Regions from separate parts of the Homo sapiens genome. Here region 1 is linked to region 2. Evidence: chromatin loops called from intact Hi-C (ENCODE). Cell type or tissue: heart left ventricle. All regions are shown on one strand. Each heading gives the region's core, and the rest is flanking DNA. Links, peaks and the distances in the headings are about the cores only.

Evidence for each region. A loop is a pair of places that touch in the nucleus more often than their neighbours do. Peaks named below come from ENCODE experiments on the same cell type or tissue, not always from the same donor. Only the 100,000 strongest peaks of a DNase experiment are listed, where the experiment ranks them.
Region 1: a loop joins it to region 2, with 2.9 times the contacts of the local background. A loop is called at or near these places in 42 of 110 quality-filtered maps.

What each region holds. Positions count from the first base shown.
Region 1 is chr13:99,191,182-99,194,105 of GRCh38, forward strand. No RefSeq gene overlaps it. Among named protein-coding and RNA genes, the nearest start is that of UBAC2-AS1, 8.1 kb to the right of the region's middle. In heart left ventricle, for the core only: no CTCF peak of the experiment used is centred there; no DNase peak of the experiment used is centred there.
Region 2 is chr13:99,261,337-99,264,260 of GRCh38, forward strand. All of the region lies in intron 4 of UBAC2 (UBA domain containing 2), which reads left to right. It overlaps LOC124903198 (a long non-coding RNA gene), which reads right to left and starts at 368. Exons shown (of 3, transcript XR_007063846.1): 1 at 287-368. RefSeq lists a silencer at 963-1,185. In heart left ventricle, for the core only: no CTCF peak of the experiment used is centred there; no DNase peak of the experiment used is centred there.

The DNA of each region.
Region 1 (2,924 bases), core at 336-2,835, 70 kb before region 2:
AGAAGTCTGCAGTCAGGGGCCAGACCCTGTAAGTTGTCATCACAAAAAGTTCATGATCAATGAATGCTATACCTCTATTTTAGGGGTAGAGTCTCACATACCATTTAAACTCCATGATGTAAAGATAATATGGAAAATTGGGGAGGATTCAAAAACATTAGAATGACCAAAGGGTTGGAAAGTTACAGAAATATTTAGTCTGGAGTAGAAAAGGCTGAAAGGTGTTTGCAAAATTCACTTCAAATAGATGAATAAAGGAATCAAGAGGATATTGAGCAGATGTTTTGGTTTTGTGGCTGATGGAGCAGATTTGGTTAAGGCCATTGCACAGAGCAGCTGCAAGGGACTAAAACTGAAGATCCTCTGTACCAGGGATCAGGGCTGCACCCAACAGTGGGCAGGTTTTAGTTGGAAGAATGGATGGCGCACAAAGGGAGTGGTTTATTAAAGGAAACCCACCCAGATGGACACGTGGACATCAGAACTATTTAAAATTAGTGTCAGGATTCCACCATTCCTGGGCACATTCCTCCCTCCTTGGAGTCAAGTTTCCTCGTGCAGGGTCCACCTGAGTCTCACTCTGTCTCCCTGTTGTGTTTGCACAGGGCAAACCCTCCTAAACCTGCTGGCTCAGAAAACCCAAGAGGTTATTATGTTGTGTCTTTTTGGACACTGGTGGGGGTACTCATTACTGAATAAATTCCCTTCTAAACAAATACTCCATCCCTAGCAGGCAGAAGGATATAAACATTTGGCAGATCAGCGCAATGATCTCACTTTAACATCTTAACCAACCCCAGCTTCTACAAATAGATGATATCATTGTAGCAATATAGGGCAGACTCTGCCAGCAGACTTTCTGAGACTCTCCTGGAACATAATTTGTCTTACAACACTTTTGGCAATCCCTTGGCCATGCTAGGGGGAGGGGTAGAGGGGAAGGAGAAGGGTGGGGTCCAGGGGTAAGAGGATAAGGAGATTAGGCAGCCTCATTTCCTTCTTTCCACTAGAAGGAGCCTCTGTAAAAGCTGAGGCTGCACCCACAACCTGGGAAAGGTGCAACCGGTCACACACCCGGTGACAGGCGTGTCAGCAAACCACAGAGCGTGGCGGAGGGGGAGGGCAGCCAGGCTAAGTGTCCAGTGTTTGTAAAGTCTACACTTCTGCACAGTAACATCCTAAGCCTTCACATTCACTCACCAATCACTCGCCTACTCACCCAGAGCAACTTCCAGTCCTGCAAGCTCCATCCATGGTGATGGACGGTGATGGGCTATTTCCCCAATGTAGAAAGCAGATTCAAAAACAGATTCAACAAAACATAGCAAGGCACCTGCCCTCTGCAGGTGGACCATTTTTAATCTTTTATATCATATTTTTACTGCACCTTTTCTGTGTTTAGATACACACATACTTACCATTGTGTTACAATTGCCTACAGCATTCAGTACAGGCCCATGTTGTACAGGTTTATGGCCTGGAAGCAATGGGTTATATCATATAGCCTAGGTGTGTGGTAGGCTACACCCTCCAGGTTTGTGTAAATACACTCTGATGTTTACATGGTAACAAAAATGTCTTGCCTGGGACTAGAGGTAGGAGAATAGGGAGATTAGGAAATTCAGGCTTACTGCCTTCTTTTCACCTGTAGGAGATGCTACTGGTGTCCCAACTGCATTCTCTTTGCCCACCCTGGAAGTAGTACCTAGCACTTCAGTGGCAATTCTCATATAAGCACCCATGTCTCTCTGCCTGAGGGCTTTCTCTGGATACAGGGGTGTGCTTGGCCCATGCATAGAGCAGGCTGAAAGTGCCCAGGGGCTTATAACCCCCAGGAGAATCTCCTACTTGTATCTGAAACTTTTGTCTCAGAGTCTGCTTTTGGAGAGACCCAAATTGAAACAGATGGCAATAATATGAAATATTTTTAAGAATCTGAGTGATGAAGTTTAATGAAGTTCTAATTCTTTTAAAGTGTCTCAAATGTTCTGTTACATTTTGTTACTTTGCAGTAATTGTTCCACTGCACTGAAATCCTTTTCACCCAAATATGCAGCTGGAAATACTATAATAAATAACACAGCTCCCATTTTAAAGGAGGGCAAAGCTGGGCACGGTGACTCACGCCTGTAGTCCCAGCCTTTAATCCCAGCACTCTGGGGGGCCTCAGCAGGAGGATCACTAAGCTCAGGAGTTTGAGACCAGCGTGGGCAAAATAGTGAGACCCTGTCTCTACAACAAATAAGATAATTAGCTAGGTGTGGGAGCATGCACCCTGTAGTCCCAGCTACTTGGGAGGCTGAGGCATGAGGATTGCTTGAGCCCAGCAGGTCGGGCTGCAGTGAACCATGATCATGCCCCTGCATTCCAGCCTAGGTGACGGAGCGAGACCCTGTCTAAATATATATATGTATATATCCCACAGTTCTGGAGGCTGGGAAGTCCAAGATCAAGGCACCAGCAAAGTCGGTGTCTGGTGAGGGCTGGCTCTGTTTCCAGCTGTGCCTTCACATGGTGGGAGCGCAGAACAAGTGCCCTCAGGCCTCTTTTATAAGGGCACTGATCCTGTTCATGAGAGCTCTGTCCTCATGACCTAATCACCTTCCAGATGACCCACCTACCAGCACCACTGTACTGTGGGTTCCCTTTCAACATATGCATTCTGAGGGACACAAGCATTCAGACCAGAGCAACATGTAAAATGGAATAGGCTCCAGACCTGAAAGAATACAAACAGGCTTTTCACCCACATAATAAGCATGTGGCAAGATAGTCAAAGGTGGTTAGAATCGAGAACAATCTGGTTTTTGTGCAGCATTGTCTGCCACTATTGGACCTCATGTGATATCTCCCAATTCATTGTCGACAACCAAAAATACCCTATGAATTTCCAAACTACTCCCTGCTGAGTAAACATCCAAAGT
Region 2 (2,924 bases), core at 212-2,711:
ACTTGTATCTAAACTGACTGCTCTTTGGGTGTGGGTGTAGGGGAGATATGTTGAATAGTAAGAGTTTCTGCATAAAGAAGATTGAGAAACTATTTGTCTAAATGTGTGGTTTTTCTTAAGTCCCAACAATTTACAGCTATAATCTTCTAACCCAGTTAGTATACCTCCTTTCTGTTTGGTTTCCTAAATTGTATTGTAAATTTAATATTCCCAAATTTCTTGTCTTTAGCAATTTTTGTGTGTAGTTTTAAAGATGTATAGACATGTAGACATTCAGACACTTAACCTCACAGCAAACAAGTTGAATCCATATCTAACCATATATAAGTGATGGCAGTGAAATCAGTCCTGGAACCACTGAAGTCCCATGGGACCCCAGGCCCAGAGTTTGCAGTGTGACATTTTACTATTGGAAGAGAGATCCAGAGTCGCCAAGGCAGCAGATTGAGCAGAACTCCATGGTTATTGTGAGGCACACAGCCTTCTGCTGCACATTCTGATCTCACAGTTACCAGAGGTGCAAATGGAGATGGGTATACAGTAGTCCCCTTATCCGCAATTTTGCTGTCTGAGGCTTCAGTTACCTTCAGTTACCTTCAGTCAAATATGGTCTGAAAATATTAAATGGAAAAATTCCAGAAATAAACAATTCATAAGTTTTCTGTTGCATGCCATTCTGAGCAGCAGGATGAAATCTCTCACTGTCCCGCTCCTTCCTCCCCAGGACATGAGTCCTCCCTTTGCCCAGTGTCTCCACACTGTAGACATTCCCACTCATTAGTCACTTTCATAGCCACCTTGGTGATCAGGTTTACTGTCACAGTGTCACAGTGCTTGTGTTCCAGTAACCCTTATTTAATTAATAATGGTCCCAAAACACAAAGGTACTGAGCCTAATGTATAAGTTAAACTTTATCATAGGTATGTATGTACAGGAAAAAAATAGTAAGTATAGGGTTTGGTACTATCTGCAGTTTCAGGCATCCACTGGGGGTCTTGGAATGTATCCTCTGAGAATAAGGGGGAACCACTGTATAGTTAACACCTAGTAATATGAGGAAGTGCATTTCAGAAGAAAGAGGAGGGCTGGGCACGGTGGCTCATGCCTGTAATCCCAGCACTTTGGGAGGCTGAGGCGGGTGGATCACCTGAGGTCAGGAGTTCGAGACTAGCCTGGCCAACATGGCAAAACCCTGTCTCTACTAAAAATACAAAAATTAGCTGGGCATGGTGGTGCGTGCCTATAATCCCAGCTACTCAGGAGGCTGAGGCAGGAGAATCGCTTGAACCCGGGAGATGGAGGTTGCAGTGAGCCAAGAATGCAGTGAGCTGAGGCTGAACTCCAGCCTGGGCAACAGAGCAGAACTCCCTCTCAAAAAAAAAAAAAAAAAAAAAAAAAAAAAAGGACTTGTGGAAGGTAAAGGAACAAGAGATGTGTTATCAGGTTATTTAAACATAAACCTATATAATAGTGTGTGTGGTTGAGGATTTTAGTACACAGCCATTTGTATAGTAAAAGTAAACATGTATCTATAAGGTTGAGGGTTGTTGGTTTAAGACAAGTTACTTAGGATTTTTTATTATATCTGCCATTATTCTTAACTAAATTATGAAAGGTAATCAGAGGTGACTGTCAGGCATGATTCTGAGAGCCTCACATGCTTGAGCTAACTTAACCTTCATGCTGACTGCAAAGTATGTAGTTTACATGGTGTGACCCAGAAATATTTACTCATGACTCTCAGATTGTATGTTCTTTCTGTATTTTGCATTATAATATTATACTTCGTTTTAGTAATTTTTGTTGAAGTTGGCCCTACTTAATAGAGAATCATCATAAATGGTAATTTGACTTATAGCAAACAATCTCCTGAGGGAATAGACCATCTTTTTATCTCCCTGTTTCTTGCTAATGAGTTGATATTCTCAAGGAAAGGTTTTATAGCTGGATCCTGGCAGCTCGTACATGTAATTGTGGTGTCTGGGATCTCTGCCATTCCATGGCCAAAAGACTTGAACAAGCACTTAAGAATGAGTAGATCCAAATGGTCAGCAACATGTAAATCTGCTCAACTTTTTATTAATAATTGGGAAAATGAAAATTAAAACCACAGCAGGGTATTATCCATTCGCCAGAATGCCTACGATGAAAAAGACGGACAGTGCAAAGTGCTGGCAAGGATGTTGAGTGATGAGGGTATCGAGTAACAAGGAACATTGCTGGTGGGAGTTTAAATATGGAAAACAGTTTAAGTATTAAAATGAAGATACCAACACTCCATGACTCAGAGTCCACTCCTAGGTCTATAACCAGTAAAAACACATGCTGCGTACCAGGAGACATGGACAAGAATGTTCACGGTAACATTATTTACAACAACTCCAAATTAGGAACAACCTGAATGTTCAACTATAGCATGAATAAGTCACTTGTGGTGTAGGCATAGAGTGGAGTGCAAGTCACAATCACAATTGATGATACACAGGGCAGATAGAACAACATGGATGAATCTCATGAATCTAGTGTTAAGTTGAAAAAGCCAGACATGAAGGAATTCATATCATATGATTCCATTTGTATAAATTTCAAAAAGCAGATGAAATGAAAATACAGTGCTTAGGATTTCATGCTTAGGTGGTAAACCTTTTGGGTGGGGTGTGGGCATGTGTAATAATAAGGAAGGGTCCCCCATCATCTGTATGGCAGGATCCTGGAGCTGTTGCTTTTCTTACCCTCACCACACTTAGGCCCAAAGAGATCAAGGAAGGGAGAGGTTACTAGAACTTGGAAGGAGAGACCCCAGTCAAGTCAGCTGTCTTGGAGCAGTGCTTTTCTTTTGAGAGACGGTAAGCTTGAGGTTCCCTTACAGGAAGGAACCAGGGAAATGTACACTGTGACCTCAGGTTCCTCTTGGCCTAAATCT